5 separate regions of the Mus musculus genome follow, and regions 2, 3, 4 and 5 are each linked to region 1. Evidence: chromatin loops called from intact Hi-C (ENCODE). Cell type or tissue: left cerebral cortex. All regions are shown on one strand. Links, peaks and the distances in the headings refer to the core of each region. The heading gives the core; the rest is flanking DNA. Region 1 holds the start of Npbwr1 (neuropeptides B/W receptor 1). Region 2 has its middle 29 kb from the start of Alkal1. Region 3 has its middle 15 kb from the start of Gm46206. Region 4 has its middle 31 kb from the start of Gm46206. Region 5 has its middle 47 kb from the start of Alkal1.

What was found. Peaks named below come from ENCODE experiments on the same cell type or tissue, not always from the same donor. Only the 100,000 strongest peaks of a DNase experiment are listed, where the experiment ranks them.
Region 2: a loop joins it to region 1, with 8 times the contacts of the local background. A loop is called at or near these places in 5 of 42 quality-filtered maps.
Region 3: a loop joins it to region 1, with 8 times the contacts of the local background. A loop is called at or near these places in 9 of 42 quality-filtered maps.
Region 4: a loop joins it to region 1, with 6 times the contacts of the local background. A loop is called at or near these places in 23 of 42 quality-filtered maps.
Region 5: a loop joins it to region 1, with 4 times the contacts of the local background. A loop is called at or near these places in 2 of 42 quality-filtered maps.

The regions. Positions count from the first base shown.
Region 1 is chr1:5,913,102-5,919,122 of GRCm38, reverse strand. Npbwr1 (neuropeptides B/W receptor 1) reads left to right here and starts at 1,725. Exons shown (of 1, transcript NM_010342.1): 1 at 1,725-5,416. The coding sequence starts at 1,830. The coding sequence ends at 2,819. In left cerebral cortex, for the core only: CTCF peaks have their summits at 1,075 and 3,631 (motif pointing left); DNase peaks (open chromatin) are centred at 2,013, 2,239, 2,596, 3,615 and 2 more places; H3K4me3 peaks cover 1,170 bases.
Region 2 is chr1:6,327,448-6,333,468 of GRCm38, reverse strand. No RefSeq gene overlaps it. Among named protein-coding and RNA genes, the nearest start is that of Alkal1, 29 kb to the left of the region's middle. In left cerebral cortex, for the core only: a CTCF peak has its summit at 2,648 (motif pointing right); a DNase peak (open chromatin) is centred at 2,685.
Region 3 is chr1:6,149,455-6,155,475 of GRCm38, reverse strand. No RefSeq gene overlaps it. Among named protein-coding and RNA genes, the nearest start is that of Gm46206, 15 kb to the left of the region's middle. In left cerebral cortex, for the core only: a CTCF peak has its summit at 2,833 (motif pointing right); a DNase peak (open chromatin) is centred at 2,855.
Region 4 is chr1:6,132,902-6,138,922 of GRCm38, reverse strand. No RefSeq gene overlaps it. Among named protein-coding and RNA genes, the nearest start is that of Gm46206, 31 kb to the left of the region's middle. In left cerebral cortex, for the core only: a CTCF peak has its summit at 3,645 (motif pointing right); a DNase peak (open chromatin) is centred at 3,648.
Region 5 is chr1:6,403,136-6,409,156 of GRCm38, reverse strand. No RefSeq gene overlaps it. Among named protein-coding and RNA genes, the nearest start is that of Alkal1, 47 kb to the right of the region's middle. In left cerebral cortex, for the core only: a CTCF peak has its summit at 2,649; a DNase peak (open chromatin) is centred at 2,633.

The sequences.
Region 1 (6,021 bases), core at 520-5,519:
AATCAGACACTAGATAGTTCAGGGGCGTGAGGTAAAACCAAATAATACTTGTCTGAAATATGTAGCAATAAAAATGACTCAATGATAATCTGCTATATAGAATTTTGCTCCTGCTACAGGGAGGGAGGGGGAATGAGGGAGAGGGAGAGAAAGAGAGAAAGAGAGAGGGTGAGGGAGCACTTAGGTCTAAGTGGGATGCCTCCTCCATTCAGAACTCAGGAAAACAGGCAGAAGGAGTCTTTATATACCTTAGTTATATGCACACAGACTGTGCAGGTTTGTACCATGTCCTCATCAAATATATTCTAGCTTCTAGATTAGTGTTTTTGTGCGATTTCTGGGTGTGCAAATGAGAGAGTCTCTAAATCCTTCTCTTGGATTTGTTTCCTTCTATTGATTCATCCTGTCCAACTTTAATGTGACAGTTTTTGCTTTATATTTTGTTTTGTTATATTTTCTAAAATGAATATGAATGCACTAATGAAAACCCAGTCACTAGAGGAAGGGTTAACAACTAAATTGTCAATTATACCTGCTGTAAAAGGGGGAATTAGTTTTCTCCAATACAGTGATATTGGATTTATCAACTCTTCCAGGGCAGGACTCATGTTCAAGAATAGTTGATCAACATTTAATGATCTCCACAGTTTTGCTTTTGTATGTTTATGGTTTTATTTGATTACAGTTTAGTGGGTTTTTTTCTCTCTCTGTTTAGGTGTTTCTTTATTTTATTTTCTTGGATTTGGGAGTTTTTGTTGTGTTTGGTTTTGTTCTTGTTTGTTTTGAGAAAGAGCTTAAAGTTGGGTGGGTAGAGAGAGGATCTAGACGACTTGGGGTAGGGGAAGACTACGATCAAAATAAATTTAATTTTAACATTGATTTAAATAATGATACATATAATAAAGAAATAAAACATGTTATGGGAACCTCATCTCCAACTGTTCTTCAAAAACAGGATATTATTTTTTTTAACTTTGTCATTCTTAGTTTTAGTTTCTGACAGGTGAGCTTTTTATAATTCCAGATGAACTGAATTAAAACAGCAGGAAGGCAGCAAAGAAGTCTTTTGAGGAAGGGGGCGCTGTTTTCTGTTAGATCAGAGGATTTTTCTAGGAGTGGAGTGGGAAAGGGTGACAGGTTGACTGAGCCGCGCTTCCTGTACTTCAGGTTCTTGGGAGAACTCCTGGAGAGTCCAGCAGTAGTCTCTGGGCAGACAACAGGAGACAGACTAGGCTGGCAGGCATCTCATTGCTGCTGCAGCGTCCTCCAGCAGACAGTGGGTTCCTCCCTGACCTCCCCAGGAAACTCAGATCTTTGCTGGGACTCGCCAGGTAAGATAAAGATTGCTGTTGCAAGTCCTATTATCTAGCGTGCTCGGAAACACACCTCTGCTGAATTCGCCGGTGTGACCTCAGTGTGAATTCCTTAAGCTCTAAAACAGGGGATTGGGTGCATTTACGGTTTCCTAGGAGTCAAGTGGCTTCTGCATAGCACTTTGATGTATTCAGTGGACTGGAATCTGATTTCCACAGGTGGAGAGAAGAGCTTGGGACACTGTAGCTACTTTCTATGGACCTCATTTCTCCTTAAAGCTATACCTCCAGAAATGTAAGCTGTGTTTTCAATTCTGTCTCCAGCCTTGGAGTCCCGGCGTCAGCGAGCTTAGTAGCAGCGGGGAACGCCCCCTCCGGTGCGCATCCAGAGAAAAGCTGTGACACTCAGGCAGTGCCTGGGTGCAGATCCCTGTAAACGTGGGCGCATAAACCTCGAGTTTCGCGGGGCTGCTGAGTGGAATCCTGGTGGTCGCCTGCTCTCCAGCCCTCTCCAAGATGCATAACTTAACGCTTTTCGAGTCTGGAGGGGACAACGTGTCTTGCGGCGGCTCATCTTTGGGCTGTCCCAACGGGTCCAGCCTGGCTCCTCTGCCGCTGCCGCAGCCACTGGCGGTAGCAGTGCCTGTCGTCTACGGGGTAATTTGCGCCGTGGGACTGGCTGGCAACTCTGCGGTGCTGTACGTACTGCTGCGCACGCCGCGCATGAAGACTGTCACCAACGTGTTCATCCTCAACCTGGCTATCGCCGATGAGCTCTTCACCCTCGTGCTGCCCATCAACATCGCGGACTTCCTGCTGAGGCGCTGGCCCTTCGGGGAGGTCATGTGCAAGCTCATTGTAGCCGTCGACCAGTACAACACTTTCTCTAGCCTCTACTTCCTCGCCGTCATGAGCGCCGACCGATACCTGGTGGTTCTGGCCACAGCAGAGTCGCGCCGGGTGTCCGGGCGCACTTACGGTGCAGCGCGTGCTGTCAGTCTGGCGGTGTGGGCGCTGGTGACGCTGGTCGTGCTGCCCTTTGCGGTATTCGCTCGGCTGGACGAGGAGCAGGGTCGGCGCCAGTGCGTGCTGGTCTTCCCGCAGCCCGAGGCCTTCTGGTGGCGTGCCAGCCGTCTCTACACACTAGTATTGGGCTTTGCCATCCCGGTGACCACCATCTGTGCTCTCTATACCACTCTGCTCTGCCGACTGCGTGCTATCCAGCTAGATAGCCACGCCAAGGCCCTGGATCGTGCCAAGAAGCGCGTGACCTTGTTGGTGGCGGCGATTCTGGCTGTGTGCCTCCTCTGCTGGACGCCTTATCACCTGAGTACCATAGTGGCCCTCACCACCGACCTCCCGCAAACGCCGCTGGTCATCGGCATCTCTTACTTCATCACCAGCCTGAGCTATGCTAACAGCTGCCTCAACCCTTTCCTCTATGCCTTCCTGGACGACAGCTTCCGCAGAAGCCTCCGGCAATTGGTGTCATGCCGTTCAGCCTGATGCCCTTTCCACCTCTTTCCACCGCAGGCAGCACTGCCAGCTGGGTTCAGGAGAATTCCGGGACTGTGGTTCCCAAGTGCAGCCCGAAATCCTGAGGCCCATTCCAGGCATTCAGTACCACAGGCCCTACCCAGGACTGATACCACAGGCCCTAACCAGGACTGATCCGGGATTTGCCCGGCCTTGAGGTGAGGCTGGTGTGTAGCATGCCTGAGGACAGCTTGGGCCAGGGCACCTTACTATTTTGTCCCCACAGCTGAGGGCAGGGCTTGACACCTGAACGTAGGGTAAATGGTGGGGCAGTGTTGTTGGAACGTGATTTTAATTCTCTCTCTATTTCACTGTGAGTAGGCTCCTAGGATGTCCCAGGCATCTCTTCCTCAGCGTTAAGTCTGTGTATTTTGTTTCTTTGCTTTCCACCACGGATGACCTCCCTGGTAAACAGCCTGGCCTGATGCTTCTTAGGAACACTCTAACTGCCTGGCCACGCCTCACTGGAGATGTGTGTGTGTGTGTGTGTGTGTGTGTGTGTGTGTTAGAGTGGAGGTGTGGTGGTGTGGAGGTGTGGTGGTGTGGTGGTGTGGTGGTGTGGTGGTATGGTGGTGTGGTGGTGTGGTGGTGGTGGTGAAGGGGGCTAGAACCTAGCTGTGACTGACAAGAATAGAGATAATCACCTGCTCAGTATGCCCCACCTTTCTTCGTTTTACCGAAGCCGATCTATATGGCCCTAAAAAGACTTTAACCGAGGCTGCAAAAGCCAAGAGTACAGAGAAATCACCGGAGAGTGAGGTTCCAGCTCCCTCTAGAGGAGTCAGGTGTACAGAACGTTTCTGAGCTGCTTTTGCACAGGGTGGTGCACCAGCCAACAGCTCTTTAAATCTTTGGTCCTTTGTAGCTTCTGTAAAGTAGTCCAAAATTTCCTTCCTGCCTCATAGCCTTCACAGGCTTCCCATACAACTTAGACCATTTCCTTGTAACTATGTACAGTTTTTCTGGACCAAGAACTTTGTAAATAATACATATATCTTACTCTCACAGTCTTCTTAACTTAGAGGAATATGAGAAATAAAAGATGAGACCTGTTCCAACTATGGTTCCCCTTCCCTGAGTATTCTTCCAGGACCTCCCTTCAGTGAGATCCAGGTACGGGAACCGCCTTGCATCCCTAGCTTTTTCTTGTCTGGACACTTACCTAACCACAAGGAACATCTAAATTTTGTCCAATTCTAAAGTCCCGGGGAACATCTGCTTCTGATTACCCACAGGGAACAGTCAACACCTACTTTCCTCTCTTTAGTCTCTACTTATGGAAGACAAGCTCCAGGCCTCCTCCTCGAGGCCTGGAGTAACCAGACTCATCAGTGATAGCGTCTTTTAAACGATATGTTTAGGATGATCCCCAGGAAGAAATGATATGATTTTCAAGTATCATTTTTCCTATGGGAAAGTTTGGTTATATGTGGAACCAAGACTCTTGCCAGCAGACTTTGTTTACAAAGTTTGGCATGAAAGTCAATTATTTCTCAGTTATTTGTATTCAATGTTCCCTTCAAAAATATGCAGAAGGGAAATACTCTCTCTTGCAAGAGGAAGGCTAAATTTCCCTCTGATTTTGGTGTATGAGAATTGATTGGTTCCTACGGTGTCAGAGTTGTGGGAAGATTGGGGTAATTTTCAAGTACAAACTGAGAAAACTAATTTAGAGGCTGTGTGTCTTGGGTGCAAATAACAGTAAATTGTCTAAAAGTTGTCCATCAGTCATGCACTTGAACCATGGTCATCATGGCCTCAGAACGGGCCTCTGCTGTGGCCTTCAGAAGTGTCTGGAATGTGTTCATAAGCTTCAGACTTCTGGGAAGCACTCCACAGATATTTCTTTTAAAACTTAAATTTTGTATGATTTTCTGTAATTTTTCCAAATTAGGATTTTAAAATTGAGCAACCTGTAGCTCATCCAGGGTGATAATAAAGGATGCAGTGGAGCTTTGGACACAGATACAGCCAAGTACTGTCACATTAATTGGAAACCCAGTCTCCATACATGCAGCAGCAACATAGATAAGAAGGAGGTCCTGGTAGTTTTCTGTCTGTCATGCCATTGCTGCTAGAGATAGGTTTATGTCTGTCTTGCAGTCTCTGGATGCTGCCGGAAAAACACAAGAGAGATATAACTGTACCCATCACAGCTCAGTACAGACTGGAAGTCTAGTTTGCATCAAGAGGATTCAATATCAGTGTCACACTGGCTTTCTAAAGCCCCTCGTGATCACTTCACCTTTCTGTGAGCATTTGGGCAGTTATATATAAATAAATATATAAATATAAGGCATCTATATTTAACCTTTTATCTCTTAAGTAAAACATAGAATAAATAAACAAGTCACATAGTAGGAAAATTTGTAATTCCATAGTTCTTACAGCCTTGGTGTAAACTATGTTGTTTTAACGCTTCTAATATCTAAAAGTGTGAATTTGGTTTTACTTATTTTAGTATAATTGTATAAAGTGGGTTTAATGCTTTCTCAAGAAATGCAGCAATTTGCTAATTGATTGCAGAAGATCCAAGTCTAAAATAAAAGGTGAAACATTCTGTGTGACAAGTGTATATTGTGTTTCAAAAAAAAAGCCTACCAAAAATAAAATATAAACAACTGCAACAACAGCCACTTACCTCCGAAAACCAAAACAACTAAACAATCAACCAAATGAACAAACAAAAAAGGACTCTTATGCCATACAATGGGTATGTATCACATGAATAGAAAGCTAAAACAAGCAATGCCAAGAGAAAAGAGTGGAGAAAGATTACCTGCAGCAGGTGAGTGAGCTTGAGAAATGGTACCAGGCCATGCTTTCATTGGAACTGGGAACAGCAGGGGTTTTATTCGGAAAGCCTACAGATATGCATATGAGAAAGCACTTCAGGGACATGCACATCTGAGCATACTCAGTTAGATGGATGCAACTAAGCATGCTCAGTTAAAGGTTATACTTTATTTTACTTTTAAAAACTGCTTTATTCATTCACATTCCAGATGTTGCTCCCCTTCCCAGTCTTCCCTCCAAGAGTTCTTCACCTCATCTGCTCTCCTCTTTGCTCCTTCAGTCTTTCCCCTAACTCTTCCGCAGGGATCCCAACATCACTCCAATGGTTGGCTGTAAGCATCTGCATGTGTCTTAGTAAGCTGCTGGTAGAGCCTCT
Region 2 (6,021 bases), core at 588-5,587, 410 kb before region 1:
AAAATTATAGAAGAAAACTTCCCTAACCTAAAGAAAGAGATGCCCATGAACATACAAGAAGCCTAGAGAACTGCAAATAGATTGGACCTGAAAAGAAATGCTTCCCATCAGTAATAATCAAACACCAAATAGGCTAATCAGAGAAAGAATTTTAAAAGCAGTAGGGGAAAAAGGTCATGTAACATATAAATGCAGACCTATTAGAATTACACCAGATTTCTCACCAAAGACTATGAAAATTAGAAGATCCTGGGCAGATGTCATACAGTTCCGAAGAGAACAAAAATGCCAGCCCAGGCTATTGTACCCAGCAAAACTCTCAGTTACTGTAGATGGAGAATCCAAGATATTCCATAACAAAACCAAATTTACACAATATCTTTCCATAAATACAGCCCTACAAAGGATAATAGATGGAAAATCCCAACACAAGGAGGGAAACTATATCATAGAAAAAGCAAGAAAGTAATCTACTTTAAAAGAACCCAAGAGAAGATGGCCACACAAACATAATTCCACTTCTAACAGAAACAAAACAAAACAAAACAGGAAGTAACAATCGCTATTCCTTAACATCTCTTATCATCAATGGAATCACTTCCCTAATAAAAAGAATAGAGACTAGCAGACTGTATACATAAACAGGACCTAGCGTTTTGTGGCATACTCGAAACACACCTCAATGTCAAAGACAGACACTACAGAGTAAAAGGCTGGAAAAAAATTTCAATCAGATGATCCCAAGGAAAAAAAAATCTAGCCATTCTAATGTTAAATAAAATCAATATTCAAGCAAAAGTTATCAAACAAGATAAGGAAAGACTCTTCATACTCACAAAACAAAACAAAACAAAACAAAACAAAACAAAACAAAATCCTACTAAAATGATCTCTCAATTCAAAACATCTATGCTCCAAATGCAAGGGCACCCATATTCATCATAAAACTTTATTAAAGTATCAAAGCACACATTACAACTCACACACATTGCAACACCCCACTCTCATCAATGGACAAACCATGGAAAGAGAAACTAAAAAGAGACACAGTGAAACTATCAGAAGGTATGGACCAAATTGGATTTAACAGATATCTATAGAATATTCCATCCTAAAACAAAAGAATATACCTTCTTCTCAGAACTTTATGGTACCTTCTCCAAAATTGACCATATAATCTGTCACAAAACAGGCCTCAACAGATATAAGAAGAGTGAAATAATCCCATGCATCCTATCAGATCACCATGGACTAAGGCTTGTCTTCAATTGCAACAAAAACAATAGAAAGCCCACACACACATGGAAGCTGAATAGTGCTCTACTCAATATGATAACCTGGTAAAGGAAGAAATAAAGAAAGAAATTAAAGGCTTTTTAGAATTTAATGAAAATAAAGACATATCATACCAAAACTTATGGGACACAATGAAAGCTCTAAGTGCCTCCAAAAGAAACTGGAGAGAGCTTACAGTAGCAGCTTGGCAGCACACCTGATAGCTCTAGAACAAAAGGAAGCAAATACACCCAAGAAGAGTACACCACAGGTAACAAACTCAGGGCTGAAATCTCAACCAAATAGAAACAAAAAGAACTATACAAAGAATCAACAAAACCGGGAGCTGGTTCTTTGAGAAAATCAACAAGATATATAAACCCTTAGCCAGACTAAACACAAAGGGCACAGAGACTGTATCCAAATTAATAAAATCAGAAATGTACAGGGATACATAGCAACAAAATACATCTTAAAATAATTATTCTGTTTGTTGGATGTTAACAGTTTAAAATATTAAAATCATGTTATACAAATTTCATGGAAATATTATTGATAATTTTCTCGGAGTGCTTGAAATTAGCATTTTCTTAATGTTTAACTTCAAAAGTTCTTGCTATTTTGAAATTTTTAAAATGTGCTTACTGATGAAATAATTTCTCTCCTAGAAACACTGCTAATTTTTTAAGTAAATGGATTGTTAGACAATGTACACAGATATATAATATGTTTTAAATGTTGTCTCACTGTGTCAGGTGGTATCATTTAAGGGCTTTTGAATACATTTCTTAATGATTCATTTTTAACGTTTTATGTTCTTTTACTATGCTTAACTCCCAAAGAATATTTTTTATGTTTTGAAACAATTTAGTATTTAACATTAGATATAGGATCCTCAGCTATGGATAGCATTAAATATTCATTAATGATATTTTAGTGTATGAAAGGATATGAATAAAAAAGTTGAACAAATTTTTATGTATTATTTGATTCTCAAGATACTCCATACTATTACTATATTTGATGTGTAAAATGCATTTAAATAATAAAAAAAGGAAACACATTGACACATTTGTACTATAGTGTGTTCTTATGATAGTTCTACTGCACTATTTGTTATTCTCTTCTTACTGTGCCTAATATGTAGACTAAACTTTATTAGAGCCATGTATATATAAAATATGATATTCTATATTTATATATTATATGATATATATCACACCATATGTATGTGCATGTGTGTGTATGTATAAAGTTCTGCACACTTTGTGGTTTCAGCTCTCTTGGTCATCTTGGATTACATTCCCCATGGATTAGGTACAGTTACTGTCCTATAAAATGTTAGTGTATGGAAGAACTAGCTTGGGAAACATATCTACCAATAGATGGCAGTGCTGATTTAATTTCTGGATAGATTATTAGAGTAGAAAAGCAGTAAACTGCTAAAAAAAAAATGGCTATTTCACTTTGGCTTCCTACAATGCATCTTTTCCCAGACGCCACTGTCCTTGTTATCTCTCTGAGGTATGGCTTGCTACTGTCCTATGCAACAAACACTGCATGAGCAAAGTTGAAGCAAAGTTAACTAAAGCTTAACTAATGCTAGTCTCTGATCTCTTCCAAACCACATTCATATAAGTGGTAAGATTGTGAGTCCTGTACTCAAATATGGAAGATCACCTCATGGCTTTCAATATTAATCACAATCATCCAAAGTACTTTTTAGGGACGACATTATTTTGAACCTATTCAATTATTACTATTAAATGCACTATCTATACATGTTACTCTAAACATTTCCTTCAAGCAATGATCCTCACCATTCTGAGTCTGATATATCTTAGGAAAGTACAATACACACACACACACACACACACACATACAGGTGACTTTCTATATCTGACTGTTCCACATCTGTGAATTCAGTCAATTTAGATAGTAACTAATTTTTAAACTGGGTCTGAAATATGTATACACAGATGCAACAGTGGCATGAATGTTAAAGGGCAACAACCACATTTCTTTTAATTAGACTGAGGGACTACTCTTCAGAAGAAAATTAATACTAGTACTATAAACCTGGTTTTAAAAAAAATATGCATGGGGAGGTCATAGGTCCTATAGGGGAACCTACTATTGATGTTCTGCCAAATAAACATGATACCAAACTGCTTTTTAAATATTTATGCTGATGTCCATAGACAAATGCTGCTCTCAGCCTTTGTTGGAGAAGCTTCTATTTGCAGTGGGGAATGGTTAATACTGAGACTCATAAGTCATTAAAGTTCAGGGAATAGGTGACTGTTGAAGGCTCAGCACTAAATGGGACATCTATATCACCATTTCCAAGGCTTAGGAAACATTGCAGAAGAGTTGGTAGAAAGAACTGAAGGAGTGTGGTGAAACACAGTCTTCTGAGTATGACACAATAACATGCAGTGATGGATTGACAGCAGCAATACCTACGCAAACAGTGCTCAGCAGCATCCTTTCACATGAGAGAGGGGTTCATTAGGTCTCACCCACCTCAGAAAATGGTAGGCAAGTTAATCTCTAGGGCAGAGACAGTTAGATTCCTCGGTAGTATAACCTCTACTAGACTGATGTGGTTCAAGTAAATAAGCTCCCATCCATGCTTATGCAGGTAAACCCTATTAAATGCAGTGAGACACACACACACACACACACACAAAGCAACATGAAAATAGGGGGCCCTTCTGGGAAGTAGTAGGGCCTTAGTAAGAGAAGGAGTGGAATAAAGGAATAATGGGTGAATCGGTGTATTTCATATACATGTGTAAAATTATAAAAGAATGTACTTTAAATATTGTATCACAAGTGAATACATTATCATTTGTTATTCCATAAACAATTCACCATATTGACTATTTGCATACCAAAATGCAAACTTCACTTTAAGCAAAAAAAAAAAAAAAAAAAAAAAAAAAACTAGGAAAAAATATCTAAGACTGGCCTAGTGGAACATATACAAGTGGTAAGCTAAGACAAGAGTAAGGTAATTTCCAGGCCAACAGAAGGCACTCTAAGAAATCTACAGATGATTAAAACAGACAGGAGGATATTTATGTACTGTGAAAATTCTGTACTATTTTATGAGAGGCTTGAAAATCATTGAATTTTGGTATAGAATGTGATCCTGGAACCAATTTTCCAAGATAACAAAGGATAACTACATTTGCATATAGCTATATTATATATACATATAAATACACATAAGGTATATAAAACATACCACATATATTCTTTGTTTTCTTCTTATTTCTGTCTACTCTCTACAGCCTGCTTAGTGGGGATTGTTATCTCCATTCTTCATCCCCAAAGTCTTTTGTTCTTTAACTCTATTTACTTCATTAGAATTATTTTTAAGATTACATGAGGAACATGTGTTTATTTTCAAAATATGAACTTCCAAACAGAGAGGACATATATGAATTCATGGGAAAGGAAGAGGGAGAATATAATTAAATGTTTATAACCAATCCTGCATTGAAAGAAGCAAAGAGTAGTCTGTTTAAAATTGGCTGCAAAAGAAATTGGACTCTCATGTACAAAAAAAAAAAAAAAGATAAATACAAACCACAAACTGTATACTTTTCACAAATAGTTAGCATAAAATATAACTCTTAGAAGTAGCTTGTGCTTAATGGTGATATTTTTAGATTCAACACTAAAAGTACAATCAATGGAAAATTATACACTTAGACCTAATTAAAATGTAAATTTTCAGCTTTGTGAAAGATACTCTTGTAAGAATTATAATATAGTTATAAAAGAAGAATAAAGTATTGTGCATTAAGAGAACATATCCAAGGTAGGTCCAGTGTCATACACCTATGATCCCAGCACTAGAGAAGCTAAGGCAAAAGCAAAAGGCCAGTCTGGAGTATGAAGCAATAACTTCACTTAACAAGAAAAGAACAACATAAAGATCCAAACAGAACACTTACAGATTAACAATAAAGAGGGAATATGGCAATATGGCTAAGTGATAGAGTGCTTGTCTTGCATGAAGGATCTGGTGAGTTAGACCCCCAGAAACACAGAGAGAGGGGGGAGAAGGGGGAGAGGGAGAGGGAGAGGGAGAGGGAGAGGGAGAGGGAGAGGGAGAGGGAGAGGGAGAGGGAGAGGGAGAGGGAGAGGGAGAGGGAAAGGGAGAGGGACAATCCTAGAAGATTGTGACCCTATAATAGACTACGGCATGTAGCAAAGTTACGTGACATGAAACATATATGGCATAGGCTTACTGAAGGTGTGGCCAACTGAGTGAGATTGACACTGCTCAGGGCAAGCTCCTATATTAAGCTTCTTTCAGGTTATCTTTTCTTTTGTTTTCTGCTAACCTGTATGCATTCCCACTCACCATTTTAACCCTTGTATGACTACAAATGTACCTACCATCTTTTCTTCTTAAATTATGACCTTAATCTGGGCATGCTCAAGAACATATACCTTTACTGAGCATGCTTAGATATGTACCCATGCCCCAAATGCTTCATACATGAGTATGTAAATTCCCCATTTTCCTTTCTTTGATGAAGGGATTATTTTGAAAATAATCTCCTGTGCTGTACTTACCTGTTCCATGTGATAAGTCTTAGCTCTTTTAGTATTGGCTATGCCAAGATGTAAACCCAGTACATTTAGTTAAAAAGATGAGAGGGGCATGTCAGCCTAAGTAACTATAGAAATGAACTATGTTTACAAATATAAAAGAATGTGCCTGTA
Region 3 (6,021 bases), core at 357-5,356, 240 kb before region 1:
CTACATCTTTTCCTTAGTTTAGTCATCCATAAAATATTTATAGAACCTAGTAAAGAAAAAGCGGCCTTCAAATTTCAGTTAATTAATTTAGGTAACTCTGTCAGATCCACATATCAAAGCTGCTATCAAAGCTAGAGGTCTGGGTGTGACACCCATTCCTGCAGTGCTCAGGGAGATGAAAACAGAAGTATTCATACTTCATAGTGCAGACTGGAGAGACGGCTCAGAGGTTAAGAATACTGACTGCTCTTCCAGAGGTCCTAAGTTCAATTCCCAGCAACCACATGGTGGCTCCCTAGGCCCCTCCTGTTATTATGGGGGTCTGAGATGGAAACTGTGAGGGAGATGCTCAGTGTTGGAGGACAAGTTGGGACAGGCACTCCTCAGCAACTGAGGGCCTCTCTCTTGATCTCAGTTTTCAGGCTGGGGGAGGGGAGATTACACCTACTCTCTTGAGTACCGTCAATAAAATTTCACTGCATTCCTCACCCCCCTCCCCAAATCTCAAGAAGGCAAGATTTTGATAGTGGAGGGAAGGGGTCTTTTTGGGAAGAGAAGGGCTTTGGTGGTGCTATGGTATCAGAGAGGATGGAGTGGTGAGACCAGAATGTATTATATAATATATGAAACTGTCATAGAATAAATAATTTAAAAAGGAAAATTTATAGGTTTATGTTTATAGGATATCAAACACAGTGATTCATATCATGTCATACATCTTAGGAAAGAAAACTGTTCTCTTTGTAGCAAATGGTTCTGAGTCTTGGGATTCAATTATAGGCAGAAAATATTCAGAGATCAAAACCATCTGTAAACAGACTTTTTACTACATTATTTCCCAAACTATACAGTATAATAATTATTTACTTGGAATATACATTGTGTCAGGTATTATGAACGACATAGTAATGCTTCAGAGTATATGGGAAAATGTGGTTATGTACTCTGTAAGTAGAATGCCATTTTATATAAGGGCCTTGAGCATACATGGATTTTGTAAGGCTCCAAGGACCATCTTATGGATAATGACAGCAGTTGTAGTTAGTCATGGGTAGGTAACCCAGATAAAAAGTCCCAAACAACAGATAATAAGATGTGTTTAAGCTGTTGCACATAGTGACATGTGCCTTGTAACCTTAATACTTAAGCATTTTGAGGTTGGTCTAGAATCCATTTGTGGCCATAACTGACCTCATGTTAACCTTTTGGCTCAGCCTCCTGAATTCTGGGCTTATAGATGTGTACCACCACAGATCTGTTGTTTATTTTTATTACACATGAAAGTCACTGACCTCTTTCCTATTTCCTCTGCTATCAGTGACTTCTTGTTATCCTATTTTCTATTGAGACTAAAAGTGGAATGTGTTGTGAGCTTGTCCTTTGAAAAATGAACTAAGCCCAGCACAGATCCAAGTGGGCACTGGGGCTTGTCACTGTCAGAAAAAAAAAAAATGTAGCTGGGTGTGGTGGCGCACGCCTTTAATCCCAGCTCTTGGGAAGCAGAGGCAGGAGGATTTCTGAGTTCGAGGCTAGCCAGATCTACAAAGTGAGTTCCAGAACAGCCGGGGCTACAGAGCAACCCTGTCTCGGAAAACCAAAAAAAAAAAAAAAAAAAAAAGAAAAGAAAAGAAAAAAAGAAAAAAGCAACTCAACTGCCAGCCATGCACCTTGAGACATCCCTGTAGAACCTTGGGTGGCCTCCACAGGTGCACCTTAGTCCTTCATATTTTCCACAGAAAAGAATTCAGAATGACTCTAACTGAAGCAAAGTTAGTTAGTTTACTGATTAAATAGGAAGATGTGGCAGTTTAGTGATTTTTTTTTAAAAAGTCACAAACAGAGAGAGATACATTTAGAGACAGTAAGGTATGGCCTTTGGAAGAATAGACCTAGTTATCTTAGAGGTAGCTCTATGCATGTAATCTGGAAGTTTTTAAGCTATTAATTTGCAAGTGAGTTTAGATATAAAGAAAATTATGTATTAGCAAACTTATTTTTTGTCATATGCCTAATAATGTCCTTTTCTAATCCACAGAATTCCATCCCTGAAGAGACCTTTTGAGGTGCCTTGTGCAGTTAGAGAAAAGCTAGTAGAGACAGAACACACGTCAAAGGGATTCTTGCTTACACACAGGTTATGTGGATGCATAGTTCGGGTCTTGGTTTTTTGTTTGTTTGTTTGTTTGTTTGTTTTGGTTTTGTTTTTTAACTATCTCATATCTGATGTTTTCAGAAAGGGCAGTACAGTCTTTCCTGAGGGAAGTCTGGTCAGATTTGTGGAAACTGTTCAGTGTCAGCCAGCAGACATAAATTCAAATCAGGAGAGTGATGAGGTGTTTTTTTCTGTTCTTTTCTTTTTCTTTTAAAAAATATTTTTATGTGTATGAATATTTTGCCACATTAAGTATGTGAACTGTGTACATGCCTTGTCAGAAGGGGACATCAGATCCCTCGGAGCTGAAGACTTGGTTAAGAAGCTTGTTTTGGGTTTTGGGAAAGATATCTGATCCTCTGGAAGGGCAAGAAGTGCTTGAAAATGCTGAGTTCCCTCCAGCCCTGTCCTTTGATTTTTTTTTGTTCCCCTTTGTTCCTAGATTGCTGCCCTGCCTCAGATGGAGAGCTATCAGCATTACCTGGGAGCTTGACTGAAAAGCAAGCTCTTAGGTACCAATCCTTCTGGAAGTTAGGCCCCAGGACTCCCTTAACAGACTCCTCAGTTGATTTATTTTTTGCATATTTTCTGGTGCGCAAGGAAATTTTATTAGAGTTTAAAAGACAAACCCCAGGGTAGGCAAGTTATAAATCTTATAGCTGCTTGGTGAGTAGAGATCAGCCACAAGGTGGCAGGCAACTGCAGAGTGGGAGAGAGTGCCTTAGGAGGGAGCCTTTAGAGAGAGAGCAAGGAAGCCCAAAAGCTTTGTCTAAGGACTTTTAAAGTATACTTAGACCCTGGCCAGCGTCCAAAAGAAAAAGACAGATAAAAAGGAAAACGGAAAAGGAAACAGGCCTGTTTGAAGAAAGGTTCACTGCTGCTTCTCAGTGTACCTGTGTATCCCTTAGCAAAGCAACTCTCCGAGGTAATTATCAAAGTAGAGTTTCATCACCTTCATATAAGGAATACTGTTTTGTTCTCACTCACCCTCATTTCTTATTGCCCTTCACAGTAAAGCACTCCCACTTCCTGCTAATTTCCTTACTTAGAGCTCACTTAGCCCCTACTTCTACTTACTCGCTCTATTACCTTTCTATTTCCCAATTCTTGAAAGTTCTCTCCCTCTGCTCTCATGATCTGCTTTCTACTGTTGTGACGTACAAATGATGTTCTGTAGATGACATATCTGTTTTTAAATCTAGATTCCACATATGAGAGAAGTCCCATGATAATTATCTCTTTGGTACATTCTCATGAAGACCTTCAGGTGTATATGGAAGAGCGGTATCACTGAATCATACAGTGAGTATACCTTTAGCGTTCTGAGGAACATTCATGCCCATTTCCATAGTGGCTGTACACGTTTATATTTCTACTAGCAGTGAATAAGCTTTCTTTGCTCACAAAGTTCTCACCAGGTTATGTTGCTATGTTTTTCATTGGTGATAGTTATTCTGATTGGGGTGAGATGGAATCTCAAAACAGTTTATTTTCATTATTAAAGGTTTATATTATATTTTTATTTACGGTCTGTGCGTGTTCCTGTGTGTGTATGTACAGGTGTCAACTGCAGGTGTTCACAGAGGCATGAAGAGGTCAGTGGATCTTCTGAAGCCCAATTTACAAGTGGTTGTAAGTTACCCAATGCTGAGAACTGAGCTAGAGTCCTCTAGAAGAGCAGCAAATACACTTAGCCACTGGGCCTTTTCCCCCTATCCCATCATAGCAGTTTTATTTAGCATTTACTTGATAGCATTTACTTTCCAAGTACTTATTGACCATCTTTATTTCTTCTTTATAAAAAATTATCACATTTACATTTATTTCATGTGCATGCATATGTACAAGAGTGTGTATGGGGTGGGGACGGCACCAGAGGACATTTGTAGGGGTCTGCTCTTTTTACTACCACATGGATCTGAGGGATTGAATGCAGGTCACCAGGACTGGCTGCAAGTGTGTACTAGCTGAGCTCCCCCCTCTGCCCTGTATTTCTTTTCTGAGAATATCTTCTTCAGTTCATGATCTCATTTATCAATTGAGTAACTTATGTTGGGGTGTTTCAGTTTTTTAGATCTTTATGTATCCTGGAAAGTAATTCCCGAGACTGCCCGGGCCTGACCCGGGACAAAAGCCCCTTCCGCTCCACTCCAGCCCCGGGTTTCCTGGCCAGCGGAGTTGCCTGACACCCGCAAGGGCCCACACAGGATTCCCCATGGGATTCTAAGACCTCTGGTGAGTGGAACACAGCGCCGGCCCCAATCCAATCGCGCGGAACCTGAGACTGCGGTACATAGGGAAGCAGGCTGCCCGGGCCTGACCCGGGGCAAAAGCCCCTTCCGCTCCACTCGAGCCCCGGGCTTCCTTGCCAGCGGAGTCGCCTGACACCCGCAAGGGCCCACACGGGATTCCCCACGGGATCCTAAGACCTCTAGTGAGTGGAACACAACTTCTGCCAGGAGTCCGGTTCGAACACCAGATATCTGGGTACCTTCCCTACAAGAAGAGAGCTTTCCTGCAGAGAATACTCTACCCACTGAAACCAAGGAGAGTGCTACCCTCCCAGGTCTGCTTATAGAGGCTAACAGAGTCACCTGAAGTACAAGCTCTTAACAGAGACAACTATAACAGCTAGCTTCAGAGATTACCAGATGGTGAAAGGCAAATGTAAGAATCCTACTAACAGAAATCAAGACCACTCACCATCATCAGAACGCAGCACTCCCACCCCACCTAGTCCTGGGCACCCCAACAGAACCAAAAATCTAGACCCAGATTTAAAAACATTTTTCATGATGATGATAGAGGACATCAAGAAGGACTTTCATAAGTCACTTAAAGAATTACAGGAGAGCACTGCTAAAGAGTTACAGGCCCTTAAAGAAAAGCAGGAAAACACAGCCAAACAGGTAGAAGTCCTTAAAGAAAAACAGGAAAACACATCCAAACAGGTAATGGAAATGAACAAAACCATACTAGAACTAAAAAGGGAAGTAGACACAGTAAAGAAAACCCAAAGCGAGGCAACGCTGGAGATAGAAACCCTAGGAAAGAGATCTGGAACCATAGATGCGAGCATCAGCAACAGAATACAAGAAATGGAAGAGAGAATCTCAGGTGCAGAAGATTCCATAGAGAACATCGACACAACAGTCAAAGAAAATACAAAATGCAAAAGGATCCTAGCTCAAAACATCCAGGAAATCCAGGACACAATGAGAAGACCAAACCTACGGATAATAGGAATTGATGAGAATGAAGATTTTCAACTTAAAGGGCCAGCTAATATCTTCAACAAAATAATAGAAGAAAACTTCCCAAACATAAAGAAAGAGATGCCCATGATCATACAAGAAGCCTACAGAACTCCAAATAGACTGGACCAGAAAAGAAATTCCTCCCGACACATAATAATCAGAACAACAAATGCACTAAATAAAGATAGAATATTAAAAGCAGTAAGGGAGAAAGGTCAAGTAACATATAAAGGAAGGCCTATCAGAATTACACCAGACTTTTCACCAGAGACTATGAAGCCAGAAGAGCCTGGACAGATGTTATACAGACACTAAGAGAACACAAATGCCAGCCCAGGCTACTATACCCGGCCAAACTCTCAATTACCATAGATGGAGAAACCAAAATATTCCACGACAAAACCAAATTCACACAATATCTTTCCATGAATCCAGCCCTTCAAAGAAAGTATAAAAACAGAAAAGAAGCAATACAAGGACGGAAATCACGCCCTAGAACAAACAAGAAAGTAATCCCTCAACAAACCAAAATGAAGACAGCCACAAGAACAGAATGCCAACTCTAACAACAAAAATAAAAGGAAGCAACAATTACTTTTCCTTGATATCTCT
Region 4 (6,021 bases), core at 551-5,550, 220 kb before region 1:
CCTTTTGTCTCAGCTCCAAACTTTGTCTCTGTAACTCCTTCCATGGGTGATTGTTTCCAATTCTAAGAAGGGGCAAAGTGTCCACACTTTGGTCTTCGTTCTTCTTCAGTTTCATGTGTTTTGCAAATTGTATCTTATATCTCGGGTATACTAAGTTTCTGGGCTAATATCCACTTATCAGTGAGTACATATCATTTGAGTTCTTTTGTGATTGGGTTACCTCACTCAGGATGATGCCCTCCAGGTCCATCCATTTGCCTAGGAATTTCATAAATTCATTCTTTTTAATAGCTGAGTAGTACTCCATTGTGTAAATGTACCACATTTTCTGTATCCATTCCTCTGTTGAGGGGCATCTGGGTTCTTTCCAGCTTTTGGCTATTATAAATAAGGCTGCTATGAACATAGTGGAGCATGTGTCCTTCTTACCAGTTGGGGCATCTTCTGGATATATGCCCAAGAGAGGTATTGCGGGATCCTCCGGTAGTACTATGTCCAATTTTCTGAGGAACCGCCAGACTGATTTCCAGAGTGGTTGTACAAGCTTGCAATCCCACCAAGAATCATTTTGAAACCAGAAATCAGGGCCTGTGCTGGCTATGTTTATGACAGTTTGACATAAGATGCAGTCATTTGAGAGGAGGGAACCTCTATTGAGAAAAAGTCTCCATAATGTTGGGCCATAAGAAAGCCTGTAGGACATTTTCTTAATTAGTGATTGGTGAGGGAGGACACAGCCCATTGTGGGTGTTGGCACCTCTAGGCTGGTGTTCTACAGTTCTAGGTTGTATAAAATGCAGGCTGAGAAAACCGTGAGGGACAAGCCAGTAAGAAGCACCCTCCATGGACTCTGCATCATCTCCTGCCTCCAGGTTCCTGCTCTCACTGCTTTTGATGATGAACAGCAATATGGAAGTGTAAGAAGTGCATGCATGCAGGAAAATATTCATACACATATAGTAAATAAATGAATCTAAAAGAACATACTGATATTTCCATGTGGAACTTTTTTTTTTTTTTTTTTTTTGAGACAGAGTTATGTTAGGTAGTTTTGATTATCTTGGAACCAGCTATGTAGACCAGACTGGCCTTGAATATACTTGCCTCTGCTTCTTGAGTGCTGGAGTTAAAGGCATACACTATCACAACAGGCCTTTTTCTTTCTTACTTGGATATAGTAATATTAACAAATCAGTTTTGAGAATTTTCTCCCTGTTGTGTAGGGAGGATTAAACAATTTTTATCCCTTCTCATAAGGTCCCAATAACTAAAGTTCAGTTTCATCAGAGATCATTCTGGGAGTGGGGAGGACGATACTTTATTGGGTTTATTTGTTTAGTATTGGTAAGGGGTTACTGACAGCCTCCTCTCCCTTTTCTTTCACAGTCTTTGTACTCTAGCTCCTCCCTAATCCCCAAAGGCTACATGAAATTAGGGCAGAATTGCTTACCATTGTCTGGGAGGGGTCGCTGGCTCCCTAGATGAGGATCCTGATCTGTTCATTCCCCCCTTTATAAAAGAAACATCATCAACAAACAAACAAGCCCAGTTGCAATAAACCTTCGTGAGCAGAAACAGCTGGTCTTATGAAGATGGAAATTATTTGACTTAGAGGACAGTGCTATGTAACACCATCTTAAAAAAAAAAAAAAAAAAGGAAAGAAAAGAAAAAGAAAGCTGGATCCAAACTACATACATGGATGATATATAAATAAGCAAATGATGTGGCTTTTCAAAACCCAGATAAATCGTACATAAAAGACAAGACAGTCTGATGTATTAATAATAATAATATTTTGTGGATATACCTGAACAGCACACCAGGCCAAGGCAGTTGCTCATGAGAATGGTTTACTGTTAGGGAAAGAAGAAAAGGAGCGGCAGGGCAAGTGGAAGGGGAAAGAAGAAAAAGAGAGTGAGGAGGGGGTGATCTCCTAATTTATAAGGAAAGTGATGTAACACAAGTAAGGGTGGGAGGTGAGCCAAGTGGGTTCTGGGATAGGAGGGTCATTGGCTTGGCAACCCATCGTTAGTGCCTGGGTTTGGAATGCCCTAGTACTAACACAGTCAAAAAACATTTTTAAAATGCTTTCTACACTCCAGAGATTGATCTTACAGAGCCTTGTTTTGTTTTACATGAATGTATCAGCAGATAGAAACAGTAGTACACAGAGAATTCTCAAGCTGCAGTTTACAATGTCCAGCAGAGCGCAACTAAGGAGGCCTGGAAATCTATGATGCTGAAATTATATTACAAGGTTTCTCTCTCTCTCTCTCTCTCTCTCTCTCTCTTGGTTGGGTGGCAGAGTACTCTATTCTCTCCATGGACTGTGTATCTTAGTCAATGTCCTATTGTTGTGAAGTGACACAATGATCACAGCAACACATATAAAAGGAAACATTTATTTAACTGGGGCTTATTTACAGGTTCAGAGGTTAGTCCATTATCAGCATAGTGGAAAGCACGGTGGCACACAGGTGCTAGAGAAGGAGCCAAGAGTTCACCAGGCAGTATGAGGAAGAAAAACACTGACTTGGCTTGAGCATTTGAAACCCCAAAACCTACCTGCCCAGTGGCACACTTTCTCCAACAAGGACATACCTACTGTAACAAGGCTATGCCTCCTAATAGTGCCACTTCCTAATGACCAAGCATTCAAATTTATAAGCCTATTAAGGCCATTTTTATTCAAACCACCACAAACTGTCAGCAGTCTTTTACTTTACTGTTATTTTGTTTGAGAAACTGCAATTTAGAGGTTCAGAACACAGAAATCTGTAAGAGGTGCCATCAGCTTGTTCTCGTTAGCCTGTTTATATTATTGTAACTGGAAAGCAGAAACAAAAAAGGAAGAATGTCCAGGGCTTAGTAGTACAGGAATGAAAGCAGACAACCAGCATGGAACAAAGGAGTCTTGGGAAGGGAGAGAATATTTTAAAGGAAACAGGCTTGGAGAAACTGGGCAAAAAAGCAGGCATTAATTCCCAGCAGACTGTTTCTCCAGCATCCTTCCTACACAGCTGAAATTATTTTTGCTTCCAGGAAGATGAAGGCAAAACTAACGTGGTTACCTTTTGCTTGTGGTGAGTTTAGTACCAGGATAAAAGGAGTCCATCCTTCACCAGGACACAACTCCCTTTGTGATTCATGCACCTCACAGATTAAATGTGATGACACCTTCTTTCCTTAAAAAGACACCTGAGATGAGAACTTACTGCTCTTGAAGAGGACTCAGGTGTGGTTTCCAAATTTCACATGACAAAGCACAACTGTCTATAATTACAGTTCTGGGGATCTTCTGACTTTTATGGACTCCATATGCATGTGATACACACACATAAACTCAAGCATACAGACAGATATACACATAAAAATACTAGAAAAAACATTTGAAGTTAGCATAGATAAAGGAGAGATACCTATGAACTAGGCATGCGGGCAGAAAGTAGAAAAACAAAGAACGAAGAAATTCCAGTGTCAATGCAAGAAAGATGAATCCATATATCTTACCATACAAACTGTAACAATGGACAGCAAGTGATATTGTGTAGAACTCTCTTTGAGATCCCCTCAGCTCACAGAAACAAGGTGTCACTGGGAAAGTTACCCATGAAGGAGGTCGGAATGAGGTGTGCCCACTGCCAGTAGATGGAGCTATTGATTTGTTACACAGAGAAACTGGGAACATTCCCTTAGCATTGTTTTGCCTCATTCAAGAATGGCATAGACTGTGATCAGATGGATTTGTGCTCGTCTATGTAGGCTGAAATTTAAGTTTCTGAAAACAAAAAACAAAAAAACAAAAAACCCTCCTTAAAATATAGTTTTGCTGAGTTTGAGGCCAGCCTGGTCTACAAAGTGAGTTCCAGGACAGCCAGGGCTATACAGAGAAACCCTGTCTCGAAAAGCCAATATATATATTGGCATGGCAATTTTATTCAGAAAGGCATCTGCTTGGGGTCACATGGTATAAGGTAATATCTGACCTAAGTATACCAAGTAACTATTTTTCTCCCTTCTCCAAAAGCTGATCCAAGCACTTCTAGGTTCTCTAAGGAAACATGGTTGAAAGGGAAGAAAAGAGAATCAGTGAATCAGTTGAGTGGAGGCATGATGAAGGGAAAGAGAGAGGGAACAAGGAGAGAGAGAGAGAGAGAGAGAGAGAGAGAGAGAGAGAGAGAGAGAGAGAGAACAGGAGTTAAACTGGATTTGGAAGGTCTCTTCTTACACATTGTTCATGTCTCTGTAGCCCAGGCAGGCACAGTATATTGAATGGAGTGTAACAGCCTCTGGGGCAACCAAAGACAAATTTCCTATCTAGGGAAATCTATTTTATTTTATTTCTTGTGGAGCATTTTTGACCCGATTGTTTCCTATTTTGGTGCTTATTGCTCAATCACCTACCTCTAAGAATTTCTGGCATCTAAGTTGAGAGTCCCTTAGAGGTACAACCCTTCACTCAGGCACTCTCAAACAACCTTCAGAAAACCTGACCACCAAGCAAGCAACTTTTACCTCAGTCTCTGAAGTTTTCCTGGTTGCTGTGGTACTTTTCCGCGCTCTTTCCCCAGATTTCCAAGAAATTTTCTATCCTGGGATATTAAGCATTCAGAAGAGAGTAGTTCACATGAGACTCATAGGAGACACAGCGCCATGACAGGAGCTGTGTTTCCCCCATGGGAGGGTATCTGATTTGAGCACTCTCTGAGATAGATGTATTTGAAATGAACCCCAAAATGTTAAAAACAAAGAGTGATCTCAGTTGTGCACAAAGGGACATGGGAACAAAGCAAACAGCTTGGCAAGGCAACCTCCCCCCTCTTTTTTGTAGTAAGGATGTGCCAGGACCCATCTTTTATCCTTGATGTGGCTGATGACCATGTGCCATTCCATTGATGGGAGCTCTGCTTCACAATCTGCTACAATTGTACAATTGGCTCCTCAACACAAAGGATAAGAGGAGGTTCAGGAGATATGAATCCTTGTCAGGCTGACTACCTTTGATATAAACAACCACGACAACAAAACAACAATAAACAATAACCCTTTTCTCCCACTAGGATACACTATTGTACCACCCACCACACTGACCTTTGACTCCTTCCTAATTCACGAAATTCTACATTTACTTTGAAAACCCAAAGCACTGAAGGAGTCAAATTTCTTCTGATATTTCTTTCTTTTCTTTTCTTTTCTTTTCTTTTCTTTTCTTTTCTTTTCTTTTCTTTTCTTTTCTTTTCTTTTTTTTTCTTTTCTTTTCTTTTCTTTTCTTTTCTTTCCTTTTCGATTTATTTATTTCCAGATAGTGGTGGCACACACTTTTAATCCAAGCACTTAGGAGGCAAAGGCAGGCAGATTTTTGAGTTGGAGACCAGTCTGGTCTACAGAGTGATTTCTAGCACAGCCAGGGCTACACAGAAAAACACTATCAAAAACCAAAACCAAAACTATCCCGTTCCGCGGGACTCAGTTCTTCGTGGGTGCGAGGGGGACCGCACACCTGGAAGAAAATAGGAAGAGCTGAAGACAAAGTAGATCTTTCCTATCAAGGTCTCCATTTATTAGGCTGAAACGCCTGGTTTTAAAGCATACTTCGAGGGGAATAGGGAGGGATTGAGGGGGAATTAACAAAGAACAAAGAAGTGGGCATCTGCTGACATGAGGGCCAAAGTCAGGCTCCAGGCAGCAAGCACTCTGTGTCTTATCTCCGAAACATAGATCCTCCTTAACAGCCTTGGGTATCAGGCAGGACTCAGCACATAACTCACATCCTTGGAAGTCATGGGGGTCAGGAAGAGATAAGAAAGAGGGGACTATAATTCAGCTTTTATAGCCTCAGGTGCCAGAAAGGGAACAGGGAGAAGGGAGTGACAACTGGCTCCTAGCACAAGGCCATTTGGCTTATCCCGGTGGGAGATAGTGAAAGGCTTTTTCTCATGGTATGGTCTCCAACACAAAACCAAAACCAAAAACCATCCCCCCCCCAAAAAAAACCCAAACCCCAAAAAAACTACCACCAC
Region 5 (6,021 bases), core at 506-5,505, 490 kb before region 1:
GTTAAATATTTTCTTTTATAAGAGTTGCTGTGGTCATGTGTCTCTTCACATCAATAAAACCCAAACTAAGACACATGATAACTATAAAACAGTAGTTATGAATCCATGTTAACGGATGTGTACAAGTCTGTAAAATGTGTCAATAATATAAAGGGGAATGAATAGATGTATATGAAAATGTGCTTTAACTTGATATATGCTATCAGAAAACAAACCTTGGGCATAGGACACATGCTAAGAGAATTTCTGACATGGTTCTAAGCTTTCCTTTCTGAGTATATACCATGCAAGTTAAGTTAGCATTAGTCAAGTTAAGTTTTTTAGGAAGTACTTAAAACCAAGTAGCCAGGGTAATAGAAATGACAGCCAAAGGGAGACTTCCGTTGGGATGAAAAAAATTTTAGGTTTTGTTGGTAATTGCAAAATATTGTGAAAATACTTAACGCAACTGGTTGCACATTTTAAACTTTCATACTGGTAAATTTTAATTGTGTTTTACCATAATAATAAAAAAAAAACCCAAGAAACTAAAATAAAAAAACCCAGCAATATGGGCTTTGCTCACAAACCATTCAAATTGCTGCTGGCTTCAGGGGAACCCAAATCCAGTTCCACAGCACAGATGTTAGGGGAAACTTGTGCCAAGGCATCTATGATTCCTTTCACCACCACATCATTGGAATGTGGAAGTAGGCAGGCATGCAGACTGCAGCAGCAAATGGAGAGCTCACATCTTACACTAAGAGCAGCAAACAGAGAGGGAACTGAAGTGCCATGAGTCTAAACAAAGCCCACCTTCTGTGACATACTGCCTTCACCAAAGCCATACTTCTTGTACTGGCTAGTTTTGTGTCAACTTGACACAGCTGGAGTCATCACAGAGAAAGGATCTTCAGTTGAGAAAATGCCGCCATGAGATCCAACTGTAAGGCATTTTCTCAATTAGTGATCAAGGGGGAAAGGCCCCTTGTGGCTGGGACCATCCCAGGGCTGGTAGTCTTGGTTCTATAAGAGAGCAGGCTGAGCAAGCCAGGGGAAGCAAGCCAGTAATGAACATCCCTCCATGGCCTCTGCATCAGCTCCTGCTTCTTGACCTGTTTGAGTTCCAGTCCTGACTTCCTTGGTGATGAACAGCAGTATGGAAGTGTAAGCTGAATCCCTTTCCTGCCCAACTTGCTTCTTTTTCTGATTTTGTTTTTGTTTTTCGAGACAGGGTTTCTCTGTGTAGCCCTGGCTGCCCTGGAACTCACTCTGTAGACCAGGCTGGCCTCGAACTCAGAAATCTGCCTGCCTCTGCCTCCCAAGTGCTGCCCAAATTGCCTCTTGGTCATGATGTTTATACAGGAATAGAAACCCTGACTAAGACACTTCTTAAGCATGACAAACAGCTTCACCAATTGGAGACTAAATATTCAAACATCTGCATCTATGAGGAATGTTTGCATTCAAATCACCATACTAAGTACTACGGAGAAGGATCCGTCTTAGCCTCTGAGGTATGAGGTCTGCCAGATGGGGAGCTACTAGAATGGATCTATCAGCCCCACTTGTCAGAATATAAGAATATTTTTAAATGGTCTGAGAGTGTTTCTAATTCCTTCAAAAGGCAAAGAATAGCATGTAGACCATCCTTGTTGGACAATGAATCCTTCTAATTGGGGGCTCTAGGGATTTTTATGAGTTGCTCTCCTTGCTTGGTGTAAGACATAAGGGTGGGCTGCACAGGAAAGAGGGGCTGTAAAAACAGAGAGATGTCCCTGTTTGTTAGATGCTGTTCGGTTTATTTTGTTCTCCTAAGACCTAAGATCCCAGCCTGACTCCTGACTTTTAGTGAATAACCTAGATTTTAGTTCATTTCTAATGTTTACAAAGGGTACTTAGTTATGCCTTTTTGTTTTGAAACTTTAAAAAGACTCATTATGTTAAAAGTGGAATAAAATAAAGTTTTGTGGTAAAACAAAAGAGAGAGAAGGAGGGGTAGAGTCAGTACCAGAGAATACTAACTGCTTCGTGTGATGCTCCTGGCTTAAAATACTTATTTACAGTTTTAAAAGAAATTTCTTACCTGAATGAATGTTCTTGTACTTTGTGATTCAGCTATTGACTTCAAATAAAAGTGACGTCTTCAATAAAACAAAACAAGACTTCCAAGCCCCATATTGTACCGGGACACCTGTGTCTGTTCCAGCTGTCCTCATACCAACCACCTGAAGGTGCCAGCCTCAGTTAATCACCAATGTCCCTACTCCAGGTCATTTAGTCATCTCAGAAGTTGAACTTGAGTTTGAACTGGAACATAATTCCGAGGCCTCAAAATTTGTCACAGAATAGTCTCCCAGAGTATGGTCTCAGATGCTGCAAGTTGTAAACTAGGAAGTGATCTACTGTCTCTATTTCTTTGGGCTTCCAGGGGATTCTGACACACTAAAGTTTCTGAACCATTGCACATGGCGCTATGACTTCCCTAAGTCCTGTCAGAATCTGCTTAGCTCTTCTTTCTGAGAGCAAAAAGGTACTCAGAATAGCGATTGTTAAGTACTGACTTTCTGTTTCAAAATGAAACTACTAGCACAGAGAAGCCCATCTGGAGTTGTTGGTGGCCACAATGTTTCAGTGTTTTTAAGTCTGACAGCGAGGCGCCACCGTGTGGAAGAAAGATGACCCTACATTAAAAATAATTCCCGCAGTGATCAGTTGACTTCCCAGTTTTGTTTGTTGTTTGATCTTTATTTACCGCAATAGTTTATACACAGTGGGGAAATGATTTTGTAAAAATGAATAACTAAAGAAGACATTAAAAGTACACAAAACATACAATGTATTCTTAGAGTGTAATTGCGGTTTCATGTTTCCTCACATCTGTCTTCCTTCCCTCTGGGGCCAGTGACAACATGCAGACTAGCAGGACCAGGAGCTGGAGCAGCAATGTGCTGCACAACCGAACAGAAGTGAAATCTGCCTTCCTGGAGACCATCCCCTGTACAAAAATGTTTCCCTCTGCAAATGGCTTCCTTTGTCGGACTGCTGAAAAACAGGTCCATGTGCCAACAGAAGGAAGGAGCACGGGTTCAGAAAATGATTCTGACCCATCGACTTTCACACTGAGCTGTATCTAGTGTTTATTCAAACTATCATTTGTTCCATGTAATTTTCTATTTGTTTCATTTCCATCGTGCATAAAGAACTCAAATTCCAAACGCAATCTGAGGCTATGAATTACGTGGATGTTTAAAGACCTGTCTACACTTGCTTTTGTCTGCTTTGTTCTTTGTGCTTGTGTTTGACATCTTGGTGCCACTTACACAAGCCACAGTTAAGTGATGAAGAGCCAAAACCCTCAAACAATAAGTAAAACAGAAAACCTTTGATGTTGTCTTTTGTTTATTTACTTTATTTTTGTTTTGTTTCAAATCTAATTGAGACAAACCAACAAGAAGAAGAAATCACCTAGGTGCTGTCTGGTCACCCTCTCTGGTCAACATTCCAGAAATAGACATAGATATAAGTGTTATAGCTAAATGTTAAAATCATGTCCAGAAGAATGAGGAACTGAAATTTGGAATAAGGGTTTTCTATTAACTAGTTGTCCAAAAATACATTTTAGAAACTAACGGAAGCGAATGGCAAGTGATCACAATAATAATTATCTAGAGTTTACTGGGCTCTAGTTGTATTCCTCCTCATTATCTCTGAACCATGAACATTCACTACTCCTAAACTTTACATCTTTGGGTGACTAGAAGCTCTCAGTGCTTGTCTAGTCTTTACCACTGTTTGAAATGTTTTTTCTGTAAATTTAACATATTTTTGTTAGTCTTCTACTTCTTCTAGTGCTCAAATGTCTTTAAATTTGAAAGAACACCTAATTCATATTCTTTATACCTTCTGAAAAAAAGTATTTCTTGCTGCAGTAAACCATTGTTAACAATAGTACGTGTTAAAGTCTTACACGCGTTCTCGCGACCGGCCAGGAAGAACGCAACAAACCGGAATCTTCTGCGGCAAAGCTTTATTGCTTACATCTTCAGGAGCCAGAGAGCAAGCGAGAGAATGGCGAAACCCCGTCCCTTTTAAGGAGAATTATCCTCCGCCTAGGACGTATTACTCCCTGATTGGCTGCAGCCCATCGGCCCAGTTGTCATCACGAGAAAGGCAGAACACATGGCGGGAAAACTGCCCCTGCACGTGTGCAGATTATGTTTACCACTTAGAACACAGCTGTCAGCGCCATCTTATAATGGCAAATGTGAGGGCGGCTTCCCACATTAAAGTATAGTAATATTGGTAAGAGACATAGCTCTCCTTTCAAAGGAAGAGAATGGTTTATTCTGGAATCAAATATGAGTGACCGTGCCTCAGGAACATAGATTTAGATTTATTCAAATACCAAGTTCCTACAACGTTGAAATTTCATAAACTTTTTGTAATAGAAGACTACAAAGCTATACATCAAGACACCTTTCAAGTACTGATGGGTACATCAAGTGTGTGGGTTTAGTAAGATAGAGAACTCCTTGTTAAGATAGAGTGTAGTTAGGATACAACACTGTTAGCATTCGTATTGGGAAAAAAAACAAAACCTAGGGTGTTTGTTAGCTTTATACATTCCTAGAGGATTTTTTCATCCATTTATCTGTTAGCTACAGAATGTTGGATCTGACAGAGTGGGGGCAAAGAATTGCTGTTTAGTAGGATAAAGATCACCCAAGATATATTGTAATTAGGCTCTGGACCTGCAACATTTTGCATCTCTGAAGTTTTAATCACTCAATTAGCCTCTGCAGACACAGATTCTTTCCAGGAAATAGCAAAGCTTTATTCAGGACCTGCTCACTAAGCAGACATAACTATGAGGGAGCGAGAGTGTATGTGTGTGGGTTCTACGCCACAGATACATCAGGAAGTGCAAACATATAGCTTTGGAGCGGTTAGGTCTGAGGACCAAATTTATGAAGAGAAAACTGAGAGAGGAGAAGTGAATTACAGGTCAGCTGACCTCAGAGGAGTCTGCTGAAGACTGGACAGTGATCAGACATCACCTACGTGACTGACAGGGTGAGGGGCCAGGTCAGACATGGAATCTGATGGAGTAACAAAGGGAAGGTTTCTGGATATATTTCCATAGCAGGATTTGCTTCTAGAAGTGGATTTTACAAAGAAGTACACAGGAGCACCTAGGACAAGGGTCAGAAATGGACCCAAGGTCTAAGTTTTGTTTCTTCTTATTTAAAAAGGGATGAAGAAAAGATGGTGAGAAAAAGAGGGCAAGCAGGCGCATCTGCTCTTTATTTGTCTGGCCACTTGGAGCAGCAGGTCCATCTGTTGAATATCGCAGTAAAGCAACTCTGTTGGGTGAGGACAGCAGTCAGGCCCTTAATGAAATGAGGTCCTGTGACAACAAAACAACAACAAACACAACGAACACAAAGCCAGGTCTCCAAAGCCTTGAGTCTGACCTCAGGCAGCCAGTGAAACTTCTGGGCTTAAGCTTGCAGCACCCATAGCTGGCTAGTGGGTGAATGGGCTCTGATGCATGTCCTGGAAGGTGTCCAGGCTTTCTCAGTGGCCCACACACCAACAGCACCTTTGTCATCTATATATGCTAAAATTCACACCAGTCTACCTGCTTTGCTAGGCATGATGGCATTCAGGAGGAAGAAGCAGGAGGATTGCCTTGTGTTTAAAGCCAGTCAAGGTTATATAGCAAGATCATTTTTTTTTAGAAAAAAAAAAATCCAAATTGAGACAAATAGACAAAAGAATTGTCTGCCCCAAATTGGCAGGACTTTGGAGAAAGATTGGCTAATTCAAGAGGCCAGAAGCATTTGGAAACATTAATTTAGAGGGCTGGATATTATCTAATATTCACAGTATACAATAAAACTTCCAACAATAAACAAACAAACATAGAACCTACAAACTCACGTGTGCTACAGTTTTCCATGGAAACACTTTTTTTCTCTACAGTTATCTCCATTTCTACCAAAGGTTGCTTTTAGGGCTTCTCATACTTTAGAAAAT